Linked DNA regions of Homo sapiens: all the other regions are linked to region 1. A link is a loop called in an ENCODE intact Hi-C map of the cell type or tissue named here. Cell type or tissue: heart right ventricle. All regions are shown on one strand.

Region 1 (8,000 bases):
TCCCACCTCAGCCTCCCAAAGTGCTGGGATTACAGATGTGAGCCACCATGCTTTTTAAAGTTTACTTTGAGCAAGTAATATTTCCCTGGATTGCTGCAAAGGTCAGCTGGCTTCCTGTCTGATCTATCCTTCCTAAAATTGCAAATTAAGTCAACCCATTATTGAGAATTTAATTTTTTTTTTTTTTTTGCCTGTAAAATGAAACGACCTCTTTAGCCCGTATGCTAAGATGCAACCTCATCCTTAGCCTCTGCTCATTTTATGCTTCACTGAGAGGTCAGGATTCTGTTTCTAGAATGCCCCTGCTCTCTGAAACTTGCTTGTTAGAGCTTGAAGCCTGCCATGCAGAAAGTTTGCATTTACTATAGAAAAATTTATGTGTGGACACCCACAAGGTCAAGAGTTGGTTAACTCAAAACCATGGGCAAAACTTAACTCACTTTAAATTTTGGGGAAAACTATTCCATCCAAGGTGTGATCTGATTCAGATTTTAAAAATTTAAAGTATGCAAAGATGTACAAAAAATCAACACTTATATTTCACACACCAGCTTAAGAATGAACAGCTTAGCTGAAGCCCCTTGCCTACCCTGACTTCATCATAAACTCTTCAGCTGCACCCAACCCCCATAAAGGTAACACTTATCCTTCCCTGGTATGACTATTTCCTAAGCAAGAAGATAGATTCAGATTTTTTTTCCTTTTTTTTTTTTTTTTTTTGACATGGAGTTTCACTCTTATTGCCCAGGCTAGAGTGCAATGGTGCAATCTCGGCTCACCACAATCTCCGCCTCCTGGGTTCAAGTGATTCTCCTGCCTCAGCCTCCCGAGTAGCTGGGATTACAGGCATGTGCCACCACACCCAGCTAATTTTATATTTTTAGTAGAGACGGGGTTTCTCCATGTTGGTCAGGCTGGTCTTGAACTCCTGACCTCAGGTGATCCCCCTGCCTTGGCCTCCCAAAGTGCTGGGATTACGGGCATGTGCCACCACACCCAGCTAATTTTATATTTTTAGTAGAGACGGGGTTTCTCCATGTTGGTCAGGCTGGTCTTGAACTCCTGACCTCAGGTGATCCCCCTGCCTTGGCCTCCCAAAGTGCTAGGATTACAGGTGTAAGCCACTGCGCCAGGCCTCATGTTTTCAAACTTTACAAATTGTGCACCTATAATCCCAGCTACTTGGGAGGCTAAGGCATGAGGATTGCTTGAGCCCAGGAGTTCAAAACCTGCCTGGGCAATATAGTGAGACCCCATCTCTAAAACAAAACAATCTCCATTATGTGCTCATTCATCCGTGACTCACTTTGATTTTTATTTCTCTGCTTATCACACTTAAGGGCACTTGGCTCCAAGAAGGGCAAAGCATGAATCAATAGTGACTCAGGCTACATCTCTCCAGCAGAGAAACCTGGAGTAAGTCACTTCTCCCTCTGGGGCCTTTCTTCACAAATAACAAATGCATTTGAACTAGATTTTCCGGCCAGGTGCAGTGGCTCATGGCTGTAATGCCTGCACTTTGGGAGGCTAAGGTGGGTGGATAGTTTGAGCCCAGCAGTTCTTGACCAGCCTGAGCAACATGCCAAAACCCTGTAACTACTAAAAATACGAAAAATTAGCCAGGTATGGTGGTGCATGCCTATTGTCCCAGATACTCAGGAGGCTGAGGTGGGAGGATTACCCAAGCCCAGGGAAGTCAAGGCTGCAGTGAGCCAAGATTGTTCCACTGCACCCCAGCCTGGGTGACAGGAGTGAGACCCTGTCTCAAAAAAAAAAAAAATTAAAAAAAAAAAGAATTAGATAAGTAGATGTTCTCTGTGACTGCCCCTGTCCCAACATACCGTGGCTCTGGCATTTGGATGGCCCCTTTGCATATGGCCCCTTTGCAATACCCACTTCAAATCTACTTGGAAGGGCCTCTATGGAGGAAAAGCTGTTTCTCTCATTCAATAAACGTTTGACTTGTGCTGAGCACTGAGGATAAGGAAGTGTGTAAGATGCAGGCTTTGTCTCAAGGCGTTCACTGGCTAGTGGGAGAAATAGTCACTAAAAATGACGAGGTCTTAGGTGTAACGTTTCCATGTAACAGAAGCTAGGATAGAGAGGGGTCCAGAGGACATGGGGCTCCAGAGCAAGCAGTGGACCCCATAGGAGGCGATGTTCAAATCTAACCTTCAGCAGGAGTCTCACGAGACAGGGTGTTCCAGGAAAAAGAAATTGTGTTCAAAGGGGAAATACCATGCATTCATACCTGTGAACAAGGTAGGAGAGGTTTGTGGTGGGCGGGGGGGGGGGGACCCTGAACGCCATTCTGAGGAGTCTGTAAGCCTAGGGATCTATGAGAGCAGGACTTCTCAAACACGTGGGAAACTTGTTAAAACGCAGATTCTGATTCCACAGCTCTGGGTCGCAGCCTGAGGTTCTGCATTTTTAACAGACTCTCAAAGCTGCTGATCCTTTTGCTACCCTTTGAGCAGCCAGCCTGTAGAGGGTTTAAGAAGGGAGCAGTGTGAAGCCGTGTAATTGCTGAGAGCAAGACAAAGGATGGATGATAGGTAAGGAATGATGATAATTATAGTCATAGCAGAAGCTGGGGCATGGGAGGGAAGGGCTTTAGGTGCTGGGATCTGGTGATGGATGGGTAGATGGGAGTGAGGGAGAGGGATGGATTCAGGATGGTCTCTTGGCTCCTGACCTGAGGGAGTGGCTGGACCACTGGTACTCAGAGCAAGAAATCAAGAAATACATGGCCAGGCACGGTGGCTCATGCCTGTAATCCCAACACTTTGGGAGGCCGAGGCAAGTGGATCACCTGAGGTCAGGAGTTCAAGACTAGCCTGACCAACATTGTGAAACCCCGTCTCTACTAAATACAAAAAATTAGCTGGGTGTGGTGGTGCATACCTGTAATCCCAGCTACTTGGGAGGCTGAGGCAGGAGAATTGCTTGAACCTGGGAGGCGGAGGTTGCAGTGAACTGAGAATGCGCCGTTGCACTCCAGCCTGGGCAACAAGAGTGAAACTCTGTCTCAAAAAAAAAGAAATACACAAGGAAAGGAAATATTGAAAAAGCCTAAGTTGAAATTTATAAAATTACTGGCCTGCATATTTTATAAATATCAGTGTCATACATGACCAAAGAGAGGCCCAGGAACCGTTCCAGATTAAAGGAGACTCAAGAGACATGACAACTAAATGAAATGTGTGATCTTGGATGGGATCCTGGACCAAACCGAAAAAGAGTACTATAAAGGACATTTTTGGAACATTTGACTACATTGAAATATGAACTTTAATTAGGTAAAATTATTATTATTATTATTATTTTGAGACACAGACTCGCTCTGTTGGCCAGGCTGGACTGCAGTGGCACGATCTTGGCTCACTGCAACCTCCGCCTCCTGTGCTCAAGCCATTCTCCTCCCTCAGCCCCCTGAGTAGCTGGGACTACAGGTACCCGCCACCACACCCAGCTAATTTTTAAATTTTTAGTAGAGATGGGGGTTTCACCATCTTGGTCAGGCTGGTCTCGAACTCCTGACCTCGTGATCCACCCACCTCGGCCTCCCAAAGTGCTGGGATTACAGGCATGAGCTACTGTGACCCACCAGGTAAAATTAGTAACTCAGTGTTAAGTTTCCTGAATTTGATAATTATACTGCAGTTATGTATGAGAACATCCTTGTTCTAAGGAAATAATACACTGAAATATTACAGGTTAAGTGTGTGTGTGTGTGTGTGTGTAAGAGAGAGAAGTAGACAGAGTCAAAGGGAAGAAAGCAAATGCAGCAAAATTTGAAAACGTTAAAATGTATGACTCTTGGCAAAGGGCATAAGGGAATTCTTTGTACTATTCTTGCAACTTTTCTGTAAGCTTTAAATTATTTCAAAAGAAAACATTTTAAAAGGGGGCTGGGCCGGGTGCAGTGGCTCATGCCTGTAATCCCAGCACTTTGGGAGGCCAGCGTGGGTGGATCACTTGAGGCCACGAGTTTGAGACCAGCCTGGGCAACATAGAAAGACGTCTTCTCTATAAAAATAAAAATTGAAATAAGTAAATTAAATAAAAAAGAGGGGCTGTCATGCTGAGCTCCTATGTGGACGGGGGGATCTGGGCAGTGACTGTCCCGATGCCTGAGTGGTCAAGTGTTGAATGTGAGGAGTGCTCCAGAGAAATATCCAGGCTGGTGACAGCAAGTTGTCACACGTATCCAAGTGGCAGTTCTACCAATGTAGAAGACAGGGAAGCAGAGAGAGAGGTTAGAGGCAGGATGCCAGGAAGCCAGGCAGGGAGGGGTAGGGAGCAGCCACAAGGAGGTCTCAGTGATAGGGTTAAGCTCGGCTGCCTGTGGTGGGACATATGTCACTGGTGACCTTGGGACACAAAGCCTGCCCACGCTAGGGTAGGGTAGGGGAAGGACAGGGAGGCGAGGCAGAAACAGCAGCAGGGGAAGACTGGGTGGCATTGGGCATGGCATTGGGCGTGCTCAGCCTCTGTGTGACTGTGACCTGGCAGCTGGGATGGGGGTGGATTACCTAGATGATTCTAAGACCTTAAGATCTTGGTCATTCTGATTTCTAAGCAATGACTCCTGGAAGTTGTGCAAAGCCCAGTCCAGAGTTCCTGCTTGCACGCTCCCAGAACAGAGGAGGCAGAGTCCCTTCCAGTGCTGGCCAGAGCAGGACAGCTCTTCCGCAGGCAAAGTCAAATCCGCACCTCCATACTGTGGCTACTTTGTATATGTTGATTCATTTTCCATTTATGTTTTCTGTTTAGTTTTTCAATATGGATGTCTTTCTTCAATATGAAGTATTTCAGACATACCCACTGTCTGGGAGTACCCACCGTCAAGGGTAAATAAAAACTTCCACCGATAGGCTTTCTTTGCCCTCTTGTTTCACTCTGCTGCCAGGCTGCCACGGGGCTTGGGGCTGTGACCACTGCAATGGCCATAGGAAGACATCAGGTGGCAGTGGTGCCCCAGGTTTGTCTCCTCAGGTATCTCGGCCTTCTAGCTCCTCTCCTCCAGAGCCAGTCAGTAACTGGGAGGAGCTGGGGGCTCTCCAGGAGCTTCCCACCCCTTCCCCTGCCCTGGCTTCCAGCTGCATTTAATGGCACTTTGCCTGCTCTGAGTACAGGAAAAGCTGTGGCTGTTCCTTGTCCAAGCCGCAGTTCCCAATGGCCTAGTTCAAGCATGTGTTTCATGCACCACAGTGCAAGGGCTCCCAAAGGGGAAAAAAGGGAAGAGGGCTGGTTTGGATTATTAGCATTTTGTATTTTTAATAAATGCATCAATGTGGTCATCATGGAAAAATGTCCGATCTTTGTGGGGTTTATTTACACTTCCTTCCTAGTTTACTTTGGGTGACGCAGGGTGGATCATAGGCCTTAACCTTCTAAAGCACAGCCTCTTTCCCCTGGCGGCTTCCTAGACTCTGATGAAGAAATAAGGCCTACTTTCTGATTCCGGTCTGCCCCTGACCAGTGGTGTGACACTGAGCAGAACACTTCACTTCTCTGGACCAGAGGTCTCAAGTATAAAGGATGAGCTTGGGCAACCTCCCCATCCTCCCCCAAGGACTCCTCACTATTCCTGTTCTTTGGGACCTCCTTACCTTTGCTGACACCTGCAGGGAATGCCTTTCTTTTTCCACAGAACTCTTTTTTCTTTTTTGGAGACAGAGTCTCACTCTTGTTGCCCAGGCTGGAGTGCAGTAGCAGGATCTCGGCTCACCACAACCTCCGCCTCCCAGGTTCAAGCGATGCTCCTGCCTCAGCCTCCTGAGTAGCTGGGATTATAGGCACCTGCCACCACTCCTGGCTAATTTTTGTATTTTTCGTAGAGACAGGGGTTTCACCATGTTGTCCAGGCTGGTCTCAAACTCCTGACCTCAGGTGATCCGCCTGCCTCAGCCTCCCAAAGTGCTGGGATTACAGGCATGAGCCACTGCTCCCAGCCTTCCACAGACTTATTCTTTTTAGGAGGGTTGGGGATGGGGAATAGGGTTTCGCTCTGAGTAGCTGGGACTATAGATGCACACCATCACACCCAGCTAATGTTTTTTTAAAATTTTTTTTGTAGAGACAAAGATCTCCCTATGTTGCCCAGACAGGTCTCAATCTCCTGGCCTCAAGTGATCCTCCCACCTCAGCCTCCCAAAGTGCCGAGATTATAGGAATGAGCCAATGCATCTGCCCTCTGATTCATTCTTGTAAACATAAATAATATAATTGTCCGGCTGGGTGCAGTGGCTCACACCTGTAATCCCGGCACTTTGGGAGGCCTAGGTGAATGGATCGCTTGAGCTCAGGAGTTCAAGACCAGCCTAGGCAACATGGCGAAAACCTGTCTCTACAAAAAAATACAAAAAATTAGCCAGGTGTGGTGGTGTGTGCCTGTAGTCCCAGTTACTCCAGAGGCTGAGGTGAGAGGATTGCTTGAGTCTGGGAGGTGGAGGTGGCAGAGAGCCGAGATTGTGCCACTGTACTACAACCTGGGTGACAGAGTGAGACCCAGTCTCGAAAATAAAAATAAAAATAAAAATAAATAAATAGGCCGGGTGCGGTGGCTCATGCCTATAATCCCAGCACTTGGGAGACCTGAGGTCAGGAGTTCGACACCAGCCTGGCCAACATAGCGAAACCCTGTCACCACTAAAAATACAAAAATTTAGCAGGGCATGCTGGCAGGTGCCTATAATCCCAGCTACTTGGGAGGCTGAGAAGGAGAATCACTTGACCCAGGAGGCGGAGGTTGCAGTGAGCGGAGTTCGCACCACGGCACTCCAGCCTAGGCAACAGAGCAAGACTCCATCTCAAAAATAAAAATAAAAATAGACCGGACGTGGTGGCTCATGCCTGTAATCCTAGCACTTTAGGAGGCCGAGGTGGGCGGATCGCCTGAGGTCAGGAGTTCGAGACCAGCCTCGCCAACATGGCAAAACCCTGTCTCCACTAAAAATACAAAAATTTAGCCAGGCGTGATGGCAGGCGCCTGTAATCCCAGCTACTCGGGAGGCTGAGGTAGGAGAATTGCTTGAACCTGGGAGGGGCAGGTTGCAGTGAGCTGAGATTGCGCCATTGCACTCCAGCCTGGGCGACAAGAGCAACACTTTGTCTCAAAAAACAAAACAAAACAAAAAAAGCCTGGCCAACACAACGAAACCCTTTCTCTACTAAAAATACAAAAACTAGCCAGGCGTGGTGGCAGGGGCCTGTAATCCCAGCTACTTGGAAGGCTGAGGCAGGAGAATCACTTGAACCTGGGAAGCAGAGGTTGCAGTGAGCTGAGATCGCGCCACTGCACTCCAGCTTGGGCGACAGAGTGAGATTCCGTATGGAAAAAAGGAATGTAAAACTCGATGGGATAAACTACAGTTTAGAATTAGATCCAACTGGGCCAGGCACGGTGGCTCACACCTGTAATCCTAGCACTTTGGGAGGCCGAGACGGGCGGATCACCTGAGGTCGGGAGTTTGAGACCAACCTGACCAACATGGAGAATCCCTGTCTCTACTAAAAATACAAAAATTAGCCGGGTTTGGTGGCACGTGCCTGTAATCCCAGCTACTCAGGAGGCTGAGGCAGGAGAATTGCTTGAACCTGGGAGGCAGAGGTTGTGGTGAGCCAAGATCACACCACTGCACTCCAGCCTGGGCAACAGGAGTGAAACTCCATCTCAAAAAAAAAAAAAAAAAAAAAAAGAATTATTAAATCCAACTGGAGAGAGAGCTAATATGCTGGAGAAATGTGGTGTTAGAAGATTATTTGGAATGGAATGAGATACATACTTATGACACTTAGGAAACCATGAAATAGGTGGAAAGAGACAGAACATCCTGAGAAAATCTAACTATATCAAATTTGAGTCCCAGAAGGAAAGAAAAGAAAGAATAGGAGAAAGGCAATTTTTGTTTTTGTTTTTGTTTTTCTGAGACGGAGTCTCACTCTATTGCCCAGGCTGGAGTGCAGTGGCACGGTCTTGGCTCACTACAACCTCC
Region 2 (8,000 bases), 160 kb after region 1:
TATAGGTGCGGACCACTGCATCTGGCTGATGTCTTAAAACAAGTTATTCATGTGTAAACTACTGATTTGTTTGGGGCATTGTCCCCATAAACTTTACACAAAGCATCAGTGATTTCACCATTCTTTCATCCAAGCTTCACCATAAATTTACCATTTGCTTTTGCTTCAATTTTAGCAGAATTCATGTTGCTTTATTAGGGGCTCTTTTCAAACTGATGTTTTATCCTTTTTAGTGCTTCAAACTAGATCCTGTTCAGACGTGTTATAACAAGTTAGTATGAGCTTTTTTTTTTTTTTTTTAAGATGGAGTGTCTCTCTGTCACCCAGGCTGGAGTGCGGTGGCACAGTCTCGGCTCACTGCAACCTCTACCTCCTGTGTTCAAGAGATTCTCCTGCCTCAGCCTCCTGAGTAGCTGGGCTTATAGGCACATGCTACCATGCCCAGCTAATTTTTGTATTTTTAGTAGAGATGGGGTTTCGCCATATTGGTCAGGCTGGAGTATGAGTTATTTTGATACAAAAAAACTCCCTTGAAATCCATGAATAATTTTTTCATAGAATGCATTTTCCACGAACTTGTTGAAGATACCATGTTTAAAGTTTATAATTATAGCTGGGCGTGGTAGTGTGCGCCTGTAGTCCGAGCTACACAGGAAGCTGAGGTAGGAGGCAATCACTTGAGCCCCAGAGGTCGAGGCTGCAGTGAGCCATAAAAGCACCACTGTGCTGCAGCCTGGGTGACAGAGAGAGACCCCGTCTCTAAAAATAATAATAATAATAAAGTTTATAATTATGATAGGTTGTAAATTACTACATTTTTTCCATACCAGCTTCCTAAAAGTTGTAGAAGTCTTAACTTAAAGGAAGGGGTGATGGCTGTTTGGAGACATCAAATAAGAAAAACGAAGGAAGCCGCCTTATTTAGTCTTGTAGAAATCTGGTGCAATTAGTGAGTTCTTTATGAATGGAGACTTCTCTGCTGTGGGTCTGATTTTTATACATTATCGGACTGATGGTTTTTGCCATAATGACAGGTTTCATATTTGTGTTTTTCCTGGAGAACATTCTAAACAAGATGTTCTTCTGAATACATCTTTAGAAGTGATGGAAGGGCCCTAGACTTCATTAATGTTTTATTATACATCTAACTTTAAGTTTGATTTTGTTCTTAGATGAGGTTCAGTAAACTACTGCTGATTGCTGACACTTTTTTTTTTTTTGAAGACAGGGTCTTACTGGGCGCGGTGGTTCACGCCTATAATCCCAGCACTTTGGGAGGCTGAGGCGGGTGGATCACCTGAGGTCAGGAGTTCGAGACCAGCCTGGCTAACATGGTGAAACCCTGTCTCTACTAAAAACACAAAAAAATTAGCTGGGCGTGGTGGTGGGCACCTGTAATCCCAGCTACTCAGGAGGCTGAGGCAAGAGTAATCACTTGAACCCGGGAGGCAGAGGTTGCCGTGAGCCGAGATCGTGCCATTGTTGCACTCCAGCCTGGGCAACAAGAGCGAAATTCCGTCTCAAAAAAAAAAAAGAAAAGACAGATTCTTTCCATGTCACCTAGGCTGGAGTGCAGTGGCACAATCATAGCTTACTGCAACATCTAACGTAACTCCTGGGCTCAAACGTTCCTCCTGCCTCAGGCTCCTGAATAGCTTGGACTACAGGTGCGCGTGCCTTGCTTATCCTTTTATTTTTATAGCGACAGTCAGACTGTGTTCCTCTGGCTGGTCTGGAACTCATGGCCTCAAGCGATCCTCCTGCCTTAGCCTCCCAAAGCACTGGGATTACAGGTGTGAGCCACCACACCCAGCCTAGTGCTCTCGATATGTTCTTACAACAGGCTTAGTTAGGCCAACCAGTGGAAGTTTATCAACCATTTTCTTGCCTCTAGATATAGAAGGGACGGTTGAGTAGGTTACACATAATAGAACTCTTTGAACAATGGTGTTTTATTTCCTTTAATTCTTACATGTCCACCCTAATTGTCTTCAACTTATAAAATGAGAAGTAAGAAAGCAGGGTTGCTTTTATGGCATTTATGACAAAGTAGGAAAATTGCTTTTTTCTCTAAGTATGATTTCTGCCTTCATGCCTGGCAACACAAGAACCCCCCGACCTTTATTCCTTTTCTTTGGATCTACTATACTCATTTCCTTTTGCACTTCAACTTATTCTTGCTTCTACAAGTATTTTATCTTAGCATTGCCTGTGTAAACCATCTAAATACCAATACCTAGAAATAAAATTGGTGTCAAACTCTTCTTCTAAAATGCCTATCACCTTGGGAAACAATTCTCAAATACTTTTTCAGGATATGTGTACTACTTGTTTTGCACCACGGCTGTAATAAGAAAAAAATAAAAAGAAAATTATGTACTTCCTGACTTTTTTCCTTAAAAAATGGTGTTTTCCTTAATTGTTCATTATCAGCATTATATGGCCCTATTTTCTAGGTGAGGGAGACAAAAGATAGAACCCTTTCTCTTAGATGTGAATGACGAAGCAAACATCTGTGACTCTTGTTCTTTCAGATGATCATCTAGCACAGTATTGACCCTCAGACACAAATAGCACATTTATGGAACAAGTCACTTAATTTTTCTGTTCTCTGTGTGATTAAATAGTTCTTCTTCTGAAGTCGAGAAAATGCTTTCTCCTCAACATTCCATAAGGCCTTTGAAGCTAAAAGCTTATTCCCATAGAATAAGAAGTTAACACAGGGCAATGGCCTGGCTAAGTTTTTTGCATTTTTAGTAAAGACAAGGTCTCACTGTGTTGCCTGGACTGGACTGGTTTTGAACTGCTGGGCTCAAGTGATCCTCCTGCCTTGACTTCCCATAGTGCTGGGATTACAGGTGGGAGACACCGTACCCTGCCACACACCAGCAGTCTGTTTTAACAAGCCATAATAGGTGACTCGGATACACATGCATGATTGAGAAACACTAATCCATGGAAAAGGGCCTAAGTGACAACTATTAATAGATACTGCAGAATTTCTCCTTAATACACTGGTATTTCTTTTGCAGAAAATTGCAACCAGCTTAATTGGCCAGTAGAGGGCAGTGTTGGCATGGGTCTGACAGCACCAGAGGGTTCCCTTGCATTGAGACCTGGCTGTTTTGCCCAAGGCTGACTCACAGCACACATGCCTTCTCAGGTTCTTGCTACTTCTCTGCCAAGCTGATTTGCCTGCTGTGGGAATCTGACATCTCCTGGGGAGAGGGAATCAACAAAATAAAGTAAATTTGAATATCTTTATATCTCAGAGAATGTGATTAGTTTCTAAAAAAAAAAAGTGTGCTATTTTCGATGCTGTGTGTATTTCACTGAGAAAGTTTTCATTTCATGAAATGGGGGTTCTCTGGGGAAGTCAGTCAGTGAGAAAACACATTATAGCATCTTTTGAATTAGGACTTTTCCAGTAATGTGCAGTATGATTAGGGTCCAGTATGTCTTATCTGGCAGGGAAATATACAAGCCTTTTTTCTACTTGTCAACCTTATTGTTTTTAGTGTTGTTACGTTGTTTTTATTCTCTCCTGGGCTTATATTTTTAGATTGTGAGGTGTTGTATGTATAGTAGAATCCAGCTTCTCTTCTTCCTTTCTAACCTCTTCTTGCTTTCATTTTATTTTATTCTAGTAAAGTTTCTTGATCAGCCTACAGTTATTCTATAGGTGGTTGATAGATAAATTTACAGTTGGTCAACATATAGTTAATAACAGTGAGAATAACAATAGCTAATAACAGTGAGAATAACAATTACTATTTAGCACTGTACAGTTGACATCCTGTATTACTGCATTTAGTCCCACTTCCCAGGTGAAGCTTAAGTATTAGAAATGAGAAGGTTGCATTTGATCATTTAGTTAATAATGACAGCACAACCTGAACCCAGATCTTCTAATCTCACTTTTATTTTTATTAAACAATTAAAACAATATTTTTTAAATAGAGATGTGGTCTTGCTATATTGCCCAGGTTGGTCTCAAACTCCTGGCCTCAAGCAGCCCTTCCGCCTAGGCCTCCCAAAGTGCTGGGATTACAGACATGAGCTACTGGATCTTCTCATTTTAAACCCCTGTTCTGGCTGGGCATGGTGGCTCATGCCTGTAATCCCCAGCACTTTGAGAGGCTGAAGCAGGCAGATCACGAAGTCAGGAGTTCGAGACCAGCCTGATCAACATGGTGAAATCTCATCTCTACTAAAAATACAAAAAATTAGCCAGGCGTGGTGGTGCTCACCAGTAATCCCAGCTACTCAGGGGGCTGGGGCAAGAGAGTCTTGAACCCAGAAGGTGGAGGTTGCAGTGAGCCAAGATCGTGCCACTGCATTCAAGCCTGGGCGACAGCGAGACTCCGTCTCAAAAAATAAATAAATAAAATAAACCCCTGTTCTTTCTGTGAAACTATACCTTTTTCATGAACACATACTTTCTACTTGATCTAGTATCTCACTGATAGTTTTTAAAAACTAAAAATCCATTTTTTAAATTCAAATAGAATTATTAGATGTATGTTCAGGAAATGTAAAAGAATCTTGCTTCATTTCAATACAGAGCACAAACTGAGGGACTCTGCCACTAATTCACATGAGTTTGTAAAATATTTCACTTTCCTAGACAACTGTTTCACATCTACTCTCTGAAACTTCTGGCACTTGCTCTCCTGTTCATATTCATAAGTCATATTCATAAATTAATTGGCTTAATCAGAACAGAACTTCCACATGGTCCCACCACATATTTCCTCCTCACCTATGTTCATCTATGCCCTTATTGTCTGCTCTTTTTCTGTTATGGGTGAACTGTTCATGCTGTCACTCAGGCCACTGCTGTCACAGTTACCTCTTCTGTCTCCTGCATCATCAGTTCTTTTCTTTCAATTGGGTCATTCACCAGCATCAAACATACTATAATTTTTTTATCATTAAAAAAAAAATCCTGTCTGAATCTCACATCCATCTCATCTATCTTTTTGCTTTGCTTTCTTTTTTTTTTTTTTTGAGACGGAGTCTTGCTATGTCACCCAGGCTGGAGTGCAGTGGCGCGATCTTGGCTCACTGCAAGCTCCGCCTCCCGGGTTCACGCCATTCTCCTGCCTCAGCCTCCTGAGTAGCTGGGACTACAGGCGTGTGCCGCCACGCCCGGCTAATTTTTTGTATTTTTAGTAGAGACGGGGTTTCACCGTGTTAGCCAGGATGGTCTCAATCTCCTGACCTCGTGATCCGCCCACCGTAGCCTCCCAAAGTGCTGGGATTACAGGCGTGAGCCACCGTGCCCGGCCTGCCTTCTTTTAAAGAGACGTTTCTACTACCTGTCACCAATTCCTTTCCTTCCATTTCCTCTTGAATTCACTCTCATCAGACTTTAACATATGCATGACCCCAAAACTTCTCTTACCTAAAGTATAAGGCCTTGATGTTGCCAAGGACAAATCCAGTATTACTCCAGGGGTTTTGCCTGAGCAACTGAAAGGAAAGAATTGCCATCATCTGAGATGGGGAAAGCTACAGAAGGAGTAGGATTTGAAGGGAAGAGAAGAAATTTAGCTTGGGATATGTTCACATTTAGTTACCTGCTAGTCATCGAAATGGAGAAGATGGATACACAGATAAGGAGTCCGGAGTTTGGAGGACGGTTCTGGGCTGGAGGTTGATGTTATATAAAGCTTTTGCTAGAGTTGTTGTTCTAAAATCCTTTAAGATTGGATTTAGATGTAACTTTCCAGAACATTCCCTGACTTCTGTTCCCTTTCCCTTCTAGACCTCCCACTACCCCCACACCCTGCCAGCCTTTCTTTTCATCTTCCTCTTGGTAAGTGCTTTTCTTCCCTGAACTTTCCTCTTTCCTCTGTGGTACTTGTAAGATCATAATTAAGCTATTTGTTATCTTACACTTATTAACATGCTCTAGCACAGGAATAATATTTTGTTTACTGCCATATTTCATGGAGAATGACACATTTAGCGAAAGCAGGATGGCACAGCATAATCAAAGTTTACTAGCGACCTCAAGTTTCTCAGGGTTAAGAAATCAAAGGTTACAGTGACAAGTGACCGGAGAGAATCATGGAGAAGCAGATCAAGTGAAATTATGAAGAATCTCATGGTTTGTGAGAAACTGAGGGCGCAGGGGTACTGAGAAACCTGGCCAGATCTGCATTAGAGACCACTGCTCTTGGCACATGATAGATGTGTAATCATTGCTTATTACACTGAATTGAAATGGTTTTTGTTTGTCAGTTTATTCAGGTTTGGGTTGTGTTAATGTACAGACTAACAAACAATTGTGTCTCCAAAATGGTAGATATTTATTTAGGGTAGGTGTACTTGGTCTAATCCTAAACCCTCTTAATAGTCTCATGATCATATTTAGGGAAGTTTATATATATGCATAAAAAATTAGTGTGACATTTTTGCAAAAATAGTTATTTTCTGACTTTGATTTGAAAACAGACTTTTATCTCATAACTAATAGTTCTTTTTGGGGAAAAAAAATATCGTACCAAAATGTATAGTTCATAATAATAGTACCCTAGTCTGAAAGAAGAGCAGGGGACCGGGACCCGGGGGCTCAAGCCTGTAATCTCAGCACTTGGGAGGCCGAGGCAGATGGATCACCTGAGGTCAGGAGTTTGAGACCAGCCTGGCCAACATGGCAAAACCCCGCCTCTACTAAAAATACAAAAATTAGCCAGGTGTGGTGGCATGCGCCTGTAATCCCGGCTGCTCAGGAGGCTGAGAAACGAGAATTGCTTGAACCCAGGAGGTGGAGGTTGCAGTGAGCTGAGATTGTGCCACTGCACTCCAGCCTGGGCGACAGAGTGACTCCATCTCAAAAAAAATACAAAAAAACCCCCCAAAAAACAAAAAACAAAGCAACAAAAAAACCACTTCATTGCTAAAAATATTCTGCAAGCAAGCCAGGATGGTGGTATGTACCTGTAGCCCTGCCCGAGCTACTTAATAGGAAGGAGGATTGCTTAAGCCTAGGAGTTTGAGTCCAGCCTGGGTAACATAGCAAGACCCCAAAGACCCCACCTCTTAAATAATATTCTGCAAGCAAATGACTTTGTTAAACTTCACACTGCAAGAACAGAGCCAAGAACCTACCATGTACCCTTTACTTGGATTTATCATTACTGTTTTGCACATTTGCTTTATCATTCTTGTTATATTTACATATAGTTCCTTCCCCTTGGATTATTTGAGAACAAACTGCAGAACTCACACCTCTTTCCCCGAAGAACTAGGCATTAGCACATTACAAGAATACGATGATAGAGATCAGAAGTTAAATGCTGATGAGATATTCCTGTCTAATCCACGAACCTTATTTCATTGTCATCAGTTGTCCCAACAGATTCAACACATTCCTTTCTCATTTTTTTCTTCTTGTCTGCAATTAAATCTGGAATCACGTTAGTTTTCATGTCTCTTCAGTCTTCTTTAATTGGAACAGTTCCTCAACTCTTCTTTGTCTTTCATGACCTTAATATTTTGAATAGTATGGGCAAGTTATTTTTTAGAAGTCCCCTAATTTGGGTTTGCCTGGCATTTCCTCATAATTAGATTCAAGTTCCACATTTTTGGCAGTAGTACTATGTAAATATGATGTGTCCTAAGTGCACCACATCAGGAAGCACATGATGTCACTAAATCACATTATTGGTGATAATAACTTTCATCACTTGTTAGTGTCTGCCTGTTTTCTTTACTGTAATTTTTTTCCAATTAAAAAAAAGCATTTATTTATTTAGAGACAGGGCCTTACTCTGTCACCCTAGCTGGAGTGCAGTGGCACAATCTTGGCTCCCTGCAGCCTTGACCTCCCCAGGCTCAAGCAGTCTTCCAGCCTCAGCCTCCCAAGTAGCTGGGACTGCAGGCATGCACCACCATGCCTGGTTAATTTTTTTTTTTGACAAAGTCTTGCTCTGTTGCCCAGACTGGAGTGCAGTGGCACCATCTTGGCTCACTGCAACCTCCGCCTCCCA
Region 3 (8,000 bases), 330 kb after region 1:
AAATACAAATATTAGCCAGGCGTGGTGGTGGGCACCTGCAATCCCAGCTACTTGGGAGGCTAAGGCATGAGAATCACTTGAACCTAGAAAGTGGAGGTTGCAGTGAGCCAAGATCGCATCACTGCACTCCAGCCTGGGCAACAGAGTGAAACTCTGACTCAAAGGAAAAAAAAAAAAACCAAAAACACAGGAAAAAAAAAAAAAAAATATATATATATATATATATATATATATCTCATTGGCTGAACAGTAAGAAAGGAATCAGGAAGTGGGAAGGGCTCAGGGCAGGTGAGTGGTAGAACACTGGGCCAACCTCTACCAATAAAAACAAAGGGCAAGGAGTTTCCAGGAGGAAGGTCTCAGTGGCTTTCACTGAGGAAGGGTCACCTTGAACAGCTGGCAGGCTGCAGCTGCAGCCTGCCGCTCAGCATCGATCTTCTTGCTGCCATAGCCTTCTACCTCCACGCTCTTGGGCCATTTTATGTGCAGTGTGACTTTCTGGGGAAGAGAAGAGAGAAATCAGAAGTCTTGCCACTCCAGACTAGAGTTGTTGCAAATTACATGGAAAATAAACAGTGGTGGACCTCACAGCAGCAGACCTCACAGCAGCAATGTGCTAGGTTCAGAGTTGAGAACAGAGGACAGAACCCCAATCCCATCATTAACTCCTTATAAGGCTCTAACTGTCTCACCGTGAAACAATCTGTTCTACCCCAAGTTGTTTTGCTCCTTCAAGGTGCCATGTTCTAGCCAGAGGCCAAGCCGGGATCCATCTTCATCTTTTTTTTTGAGACAGAGTCTTGCACTGTTGCCCAGGCTGCACTGTTGCCTCACGCCATTCTCCTGCCTCAGCCTCCCAAGTAGCTGGGGCTACAGGTGCCCACCACCACGCCCAGCTAATTTTTTGTACTTTTAGTAGAGACGGGATTTCACTATGTTAGCCAGGATGGTCTCGATCTCCTGACCTTGTGATCCGCCCACCTCGGCCTCCCAAAGTGCTGGGATTACAGGCATGAGCCACCGCGCCCAGCCTCATCTTTTTTTTTTTTTTTTTTTTTGTGGGGGACAGGATCTCACGCTGTTGCCCAGGCTGGAGTGCAGTGGCACGATCACAGCTTACTGCAGCCTCAACCTCCTGGGCTCAAGCAATCCCCTCATCTCAGCTTCCCTAGTAGCTGGGACTACAGGCCTGCACCACAATGCCTGAGTAACTTTTTCATTTTTTGTAGAAATGGGGTCTCACTATGTTGCCCAGGCTGGTCCCAAACCCCTGGGCTCAAGGGATCCTCCCTACTCCGCCTCCTAAAGTGCTGGGATTACAGGCACGAACCACCACAACCAGGCCCCATCTTTATCTTTAAAAATCATCCAGACTGAGAGCAGTGGTGTCTCCCACAATTTTGGGAGGCTGAGGAGGGAGGATCCCTTGAACCAAGGGGTTTGAGACTACCCTGAGCAACATAGCAAGAACCGGTCTCTACAAAAAATAAAAAAAATTAGACGAGTGTGGTGGCACCTGTCTGTAGTCCCAGCTACTTTGGAGGCTGAGGCGGGAGGATCACTTGATCCCAGGAGTTTGAGGTTACTGTGAGTTATGATTGTGCCACTGCACTCCAGCCTGGGTGACAGAGAGACTCTGACTCTGTCTCTACAAAAATAAATAAAATAAATGTTAAAAAATCATCCAGAATGGTTTGCTGGCATGCTTCTATGGTTCCAGAATCTATAAGACTGTAAGGGCAAGAATTATCATTAACTCTAACCCTCTGCAGTCCTTAGTCGATGGGGGCAAAAACCAAGGATCCGTATAGGCGCCTGTCTTAGATAAGATGGCACCTCATTTGCCCTGTGTTCCTCTTCCCTAAACCAGGCACGTGTATTCTGGCTCTTCTTCAAACCTAGCTTTGCTCTGAGTCTCTGCTGACCATTTTAATTCAGGAAACCCATTCTATGGCCTCCTTGACAAAGAAACCTAAGACAGAAAGGACAAACAGCCTCCTTTCTGAGTCATACCAATGTTTTTCCTTGCCACCAGCAGAGTTACCTTTTTCTTCGGTCCATTTGTGTGCACGTAGACTAGTTTGTCTTTTGCATGTGAGATGCCGAGGGCTCTTCCAATCACACTGTTGAGAAGATTTTTGGGCTGTGGGAACTCTTTTAATAGGTCCCTAGAAGCTAAGAAAATAAGAACAAAAGCATTACAGTTGTTCTTTTTCTTTTAAAAACTCCATGGGGTGTGTATCAGGGCAACCCTGGGCTGGATTCTGAGGATGTTGGCTCATGACCCCAAACCACCCAGGAGCATCTTGGAAAAGAAAAGAGGAATGACTTCAGGGTTTACAGGGAAGAGTGGGGCCAGACCCACTTGAATAACCATCTCCTGAAGAAGGGCCAATGACCCACACACCACAGAAGGGATCCTACCAGCATCCTCTTCTCCGCCCAATCTCCTCATTTCATACATCACCTACAAAAGCCTGGTTGGTCAATAAACCCCCCAGTCTGATGTCTGAAAGAAGACACTAAACAAACAAGCAAGCAAAAAATACAAAAACAAAAATCCACCACACACACAAACTGGAGATCAAGACAATGCAAGGCTCTTCCTAAAATAAGACACACACACGAGAGACCTGGCCCCATGTATCTCAAGTGATGAGATCCAGATGCTGAATACCAGGCCCCAGCTCTCAACCGTATCTAAGCACACTGCAAAAGACTCCCACAGAACCAAACTATGTGTGGGGACTGATTAAAGACCTCTACATCTGGCTGGGCGTGGTGGCTCACGCCTGTAATCCCAGCACTTTGGGAGGCCAAGGCGGGTGGATCACAAGGTCAGGAGTTTGACAACCTGGCCAACATAGTGAAACCTTGTGAAACCTCGTCTCTACTAAAAATACAAAAAATTAGCCAGGCCTGGTGGCAGGCGCCTGTAGTCCCAGCTACTTGGGAGGCTGAAGCAGGAGAATCGCTTGAACCCGGGAGGCGGAGGTTGTAGTGAGGCAAGATCGCGCCACTGCAATCCAGCCTGGGCAACAAGAGTGAAACTCCATCTCAAAAAAAAAAAAAAAAAAGAAAGAAAACCTCTACATCTGAGCAGGCATGAATTACTCCTCCCCCAAGTTCTCTGGAATCAAGGGGAAAATTGATGCATCAGATACCATGAGAGGTACCTCGCTTCTTTTTCTTGTTTTTTGGATTAATCTCAGAGCAGAAAGGGAAGAGATATCTACCTAGGGTAAGCTTGTACCAGACACAAGGCTTAACCAGGTCATGAAGAGGTCTGCTAGGAACATGGGGGGCCATATCATTCTCCACTCTAGCCTCTGGCAGCTCCAAAAGGAGCTGTATATATGCACATGTGCACCTGCGTGTACACTGATCACCTGGGGAGCTTTTTCACCGCATGGACATCCAGCTCCCCACAGGGGACCTGAGAATGGGAGCGATGTTGGAGGCGACTCTATATTTTCAAAAAGTGCTTCCAAGCGTTCTGATGTAACTCTGCTGCCTGGTTTGAGACTGTTTCCTTGGGACAGACTCCTGTGTCAAGTGGCCAGGATGGAGGACACCTGATCCTGTCTCCCTCTAAGCGGTAACTTGTAAAGCAACTAAGAGTCAAGCAGTTAAGCAGTTAAGAAACCATATCTAAGTGGACTTGGCCGGGGCGGGGGGGGTTTCGTCACAGAGGGACCCAACTTCGAGTAGCCCATTACACCCACTGGTTTAACAATAGAGCTGCACTGAGACCACCACCCCGCCCCCACCTTCAGCTCTATAAGGTTGGTGGAGGCTGGCGCTCTCTACCCATCCTTGATGCTTTCAACAGTTTTATCCTCTGCACTATTTGGGAGGCACAAAGCTGGAATCCACCAGAACAGTCATTCTGTCTCTATTTGAGATCCTGATGTCCCAGGAGTTACTTTGGGCTATTTCTCACACTGGTGAGGGCATGCTTGTCCCTAGAAGCTCTAGCCCTTGGCCACTCATCCTGGCAGGAGTTGGACTTTTACTCGTTTTCCCCACTCCCTCGAGGTCTCGCACCTCTCACCTATTCTTGCCGGGAGCAGGTACTCTAAGGGTCCATTCGGGCCTGTGCCACGCTAAGCTTTACAAACAGCAAGGCCGCTGCCCGCCGACGGATGGCGAACTTGGCCACTATGGAAGAGAGGACCCCCGGCCGCCAGGCCCGATTTCGGCCCGCGCCCCTAGCTCTGCCATCCCAGGAGTCAAGGGCGCTGCGGACCGCCCGCCCCCGCCGATGCCCTCACCGTTCACCAAGCTTCCGTCGCCTTCCCCAGGCCCGCCGGGGGCCATCCCTGACTCGGCCTCGGCGGCTTCCTTGGTGTGGTCGGGGTGGGCGCAGCTTGAAGAGAAGCCGCGCGAGCGACCCTGTCGCCCAGCAGCGCGGGGACCCAGCGGCTGCAGGCGCGGAGAGATGCCGGCGGCCAGCGCCATGAGTCTCCTAGCGGCCGCCATCGTGCTCCCGCCGACCCCGAGGCCTGTGCGCGGCAGGGACCGGGCGAAGAGAACGGGAGCGGCCGGCCCGAGCGCCGCGCGCCCCCTGCGGGCCGGGCGGACCCGAAGCCCAAGCCTAGGCGAGGGCATCAGCAGCCCGTCCTCGCTCACCACAGCCCTGGGCCTTCAGTAGGCGGGCTCGGCGCTGCCCAGGGCTAGGACCCTGCAGAGCTCACTCTCCAGCAAATCTAAACCAGCAGTCGTGTGGATGGAAGGCAGGAAGATGGAATGAGGCTGTTGGGGGGAAAATAATGCTAGGCCTTAGCTCAATGTCATCTAAGGAAGCGAAGTTAGTTCCCTCTAGGTCCTACCAATTGTTCCTAACTACCTCTCACGTGCCTCTGGCAAATTGGCAGCCCCATCTTATTTAACGGCTTACAAAGTAAACCTGGTGAAGATCTGGAGCCAGGGCCAGGCGCCGTGGCTCATGCCTGCAATCCCAACACTTTGGGAGGTTGAGGCGGATGGATCCCCTGAGCCCAGGATTTTGAGACCAGTCTGGGCAGCATAGTGAAACCCCAACTCTATTAAAAGTTTAAAAAACGAAAAAGAAAATCTGGAGCCAGGCCAAGGAAGACCTCTTCAGGAAACAGATTTAATCCCCAGGGCTGGAGGGGAAGGTGAAAACACCCAGCTTTGGAAACTGCCAAGAATTGAGCTGGTCCAGCGTAAAGTCCAGCAGTGAAAGTGCTGTTCCTCGCCAGGCGCAGTGGCTCACGCCTGTAATCCCAGCACTTTCGGAAGCCGAGGCAGGCAGATCACCTGAGGTCAGGAGTTCGAGACCAGCCTGGCCAACATGGTGAAACCCCATCTCTACTAAAAATACAAAAATTAGCCGGGCATAGTGTCGCGCGCCTGTAATCCCAGCTACTCGGGAGGCTGAGGCAGGAGAATCGCTTGAACCCAGGAGGCGGAGGTTGCAGTAAGCCAAGATCATGCCACTGCACTTCAGCCTGGGTGACAGAGCAAGGCTCCATCTCAAAAAAAAAAAAAAAAAAAAAAAAGGAAAAGAAAATGGTATCTGAAAGCTGAAGGAGACAACAGTCTAGACAGAAAGGCCCCACCTGGACAGCAGGACCCAAGCCCTTTGTGGCACTTGAGGAAGCCCTCAGGATAGCACTCTTTTCTGACAGCCATTTGGCATAAGGCTGAAATGCCATGATTTCTTAGTTGCCTCTAAAGAAGCCAAAATGAAGAGCTATACACAAAGCAACACTGGCCATGAGTTGTTAATTGTTGAAGCTGGGTGACAGGTACTTGCAGGTTCATTATACTATTTTTTCTAGTTTACAACACATGTGTTGAACAGATGTTTAGATTTTTATGTTAAAAAAAAATCAGCCAGGCGCAGTGGCTCATGCCTGTAATCCCAGCACTCTGGGAGGCTGAGGCAGGCGGATCATGAGGTCAGGGTATCAAGACCATCCTGGTCAACATGGTGAAACCCCATCTCTACTAAAAATACAAAAATTAGCTGGGCATGGTGGCACGCGCCTGTAGTCCCAGCTACTTGGGAGGCTGAGGCAGGAGAATTGCTTGAACCCGGGAGGCGGAGGTTGCAGTGAGCCGAGATTGCGCCACTGCACTCCAGCCTGGCAACAGAGTGAGACTCCGTCTCAAAAAGACAAAAAAAAAAAAAAAAACAACAACCAGGGATGCCAACCAACTAGTTTGTTCCCAGGGGGGTCTTTGTCTCGGTTTGGTTGTGTCCCCACCCAAATCTCATCTTGAATTGTAGCCCCCATAATTCCCATGTGTCATGGGAGGGACGTGGTTGGGAGGTCATTGAATCATGGGGGTGGTTTCTCCCATATTGTTCTCATAGTAGTGAGTAAGTCTCAAGAGATCTGATAGATTAATAAGGGGAAACCCCTTTCTTTTCTTTCTTTTCTTTTTTTTTTTTTTTTTGAGATGGAGTCTCGCTCTGTTGCCCAGGCTGGAGTGCAGTGGTGCAATCTCGGCTCACTGCAAGCTCCACCTCCCAGGTTCACACCATTATCCTGGCTCAGCCCCCCAAGTAGCTGGGACTACAGGTGCCCGCCACCACACCCGGCTAATTTTTTGTATTTTTAGTAGAGACAGGGTTTCACTGTGTTAGCCAGGATGGTCTCGATCTCCTGACCTCATGATTCGCCTTCCTTGGCCTCTCAAAGTGCTGGGATTACGGGCGTGGGCCACTGCGCCTGGCCTTTCTTATTTTTTATGTTTATTTTTTTGAGACAGAGTCTTGTTCTGTCACCCAGGCTGGAATGCACTGGCACGATCTCGGCTCACTGCAACCTCTGCCTCCTGGGTTCAAGCGATTCTCCTGTCTCAGTCTCCCAAGCAGCTGGTACTACAGGTACGTGCCACCATGCCCAGCTAATTTTTGTATTTTTAGTAGAGACAGGGTTTCACCATATTGGCCAGGCTGGTCTTGAACTCCTGACCTCATGATCCACCCACCTCGGCCTCCCAAAGTGCTGGGATTACAGGCATGAGTTAACACACCCGGCTGGGAAAACCCCTTTCACTTGGTTCTGTCTTTCTCTCTTGTCTGCCACCATGTAAGATGTGCCTTTTGCCTTTCACCATGGTTGTGAGGCCTCTCCAGCCACATAGAACTGTGAATCCATTAAACCTTTTTTTCTTTATAAATTACCCAGTCTTGGGTATGTCTTTATCAGCAGCATGAAAATGGACTAATGCAGTCCCCTTTTCCTATTCATTTATTTCAACTGGGTTCTAACAGCAAGAGTCACCCTGAGCAAGTATTTCACCTCCACAAACCTCAATGACTCTTGTAAGATAAGGGCAACTCTTTACAGCAGCTCTTGGAACTCTTCTGCTTCTGTGTTCTTCTCCTCACTGGTCTAGAGCAGGAGTTGGAAAACTACAGCCTGCAGACCAAATCCAGACCCCTGCCTGTTGTTAGAAAGTTTTATTGGAACAGAGCCACACTCATTTACTATGTTATTTGCTATTATCTATGACTGCTTTCATTCTATAATGGCAGAGTCAAATAACTGCAACAGAAAGCATATGCCCCACACAGCGTAAAATATTTATTACCTGATGATTACAAAAAAAAGATTACCAACTCCTCCTCTAAAGGACCTTAAAGACCAGGTACGGTGGCTCATGCCTGTCATCCCAGCACTTTGGGAGGCCGAGGAGGGTGGATCACCTGAGGTCAGGAGTTCAAGGCCAGCCTGGCCAGTGTGGTGAAACTCCATCTCTACTAAAAATACAGAAATTAGCTCTGGGCATGGTGGCAGGTGCCTGTAATCCCAGCTACTCAAGAGGCCGAGGCAGGAGAATGGCTCAAACCCAGGAGGGAGGTTGCAGTGAGCCGACATTGCGCCATTGCACTCCAGCCTGGACAACAGAGTGAGACTCCATCTCAATCAATCAATCAATCAGTAAAGGACCTTAAAGAAAGTTAGAAAAAAGGGCTGGGCACGGTGGCTCATGCCTGTAATCCCAACACTTTGGGAGGC

What was found. Hi-C counts contacts between places; a loop is a spot of excess contacts. Peaks named below come from ENCODE experiments on the same cell type or tissue, not always from the same donor. Only the 100,000 strongest peaks of a DNase experiment are listed, where the experiment ranks them.
Region 2: it touches region 1 in a loop (6-fold over the local background); 76 of 110 quality-filtered maps call a loop at or near these places.
Region 3: it touches region 1 in a loop (5-fold over the local background); 90 of 110 quality-filtered maps call a loop at or near these places.

Annotation. Positions count from the first base shown.
Region 1 is chr3:48,148,659-48,156,658 of GRCh38, reverse strand. No RefSeq gene overlaps it. Among named protein-coding and RNA genes, the nearest start is that of CDC25A, 36 kb to the left of the region's middle. In heart right ventricle, a CTCF peak has its summit at 4,952 (motif pointing right); DNase peaks (open chromatin) are centred at 5,018 and 5,457; H3K27ac peaks cover 2,442 bases.
Region 2 is chr3:47,985,204-47,993,203 of GRCh38, reverse strand. All of the region lies in intron 2 of MAP4 (microtubule associated protein 4), which reads left to right. Among named protein-coding and RNA genes, the nearest start is that of MAP4, 27 kb to the left of the region's middle. In heart right ventricle, a CTCF peak has its summit at 3,058 (motif pointing right); a DNase peak (open chromatin) is centred at 3,093; H3K27ac peaks cover 1,279 bases.
Region 3 is chr3:47,821,522-47,829,521 of GRCh38, reverse strand. DHX30 (DExH-box helicase 30) reads right to left here. Exons shown (of 22, transcript NM_138615.3): 5 at 2,045-2,175; 6 at 388-498. Among named protein-coding and RNA genes, the nearest start is that of DHX30, 22 kb to the right of the region's middle. RefSeq lists silencers at 4,427-4,716, 7,217-7,417. In heart right ventricle, CTCF peaks have their summits at 4,350 and 4,557 (motif pointing left); DNase peaks (open chromatin) are centred at 4,177 and 4,561; H3K4me3 peaks cover 1,858 bases; H3K27ac peaks cover 1,370 bases.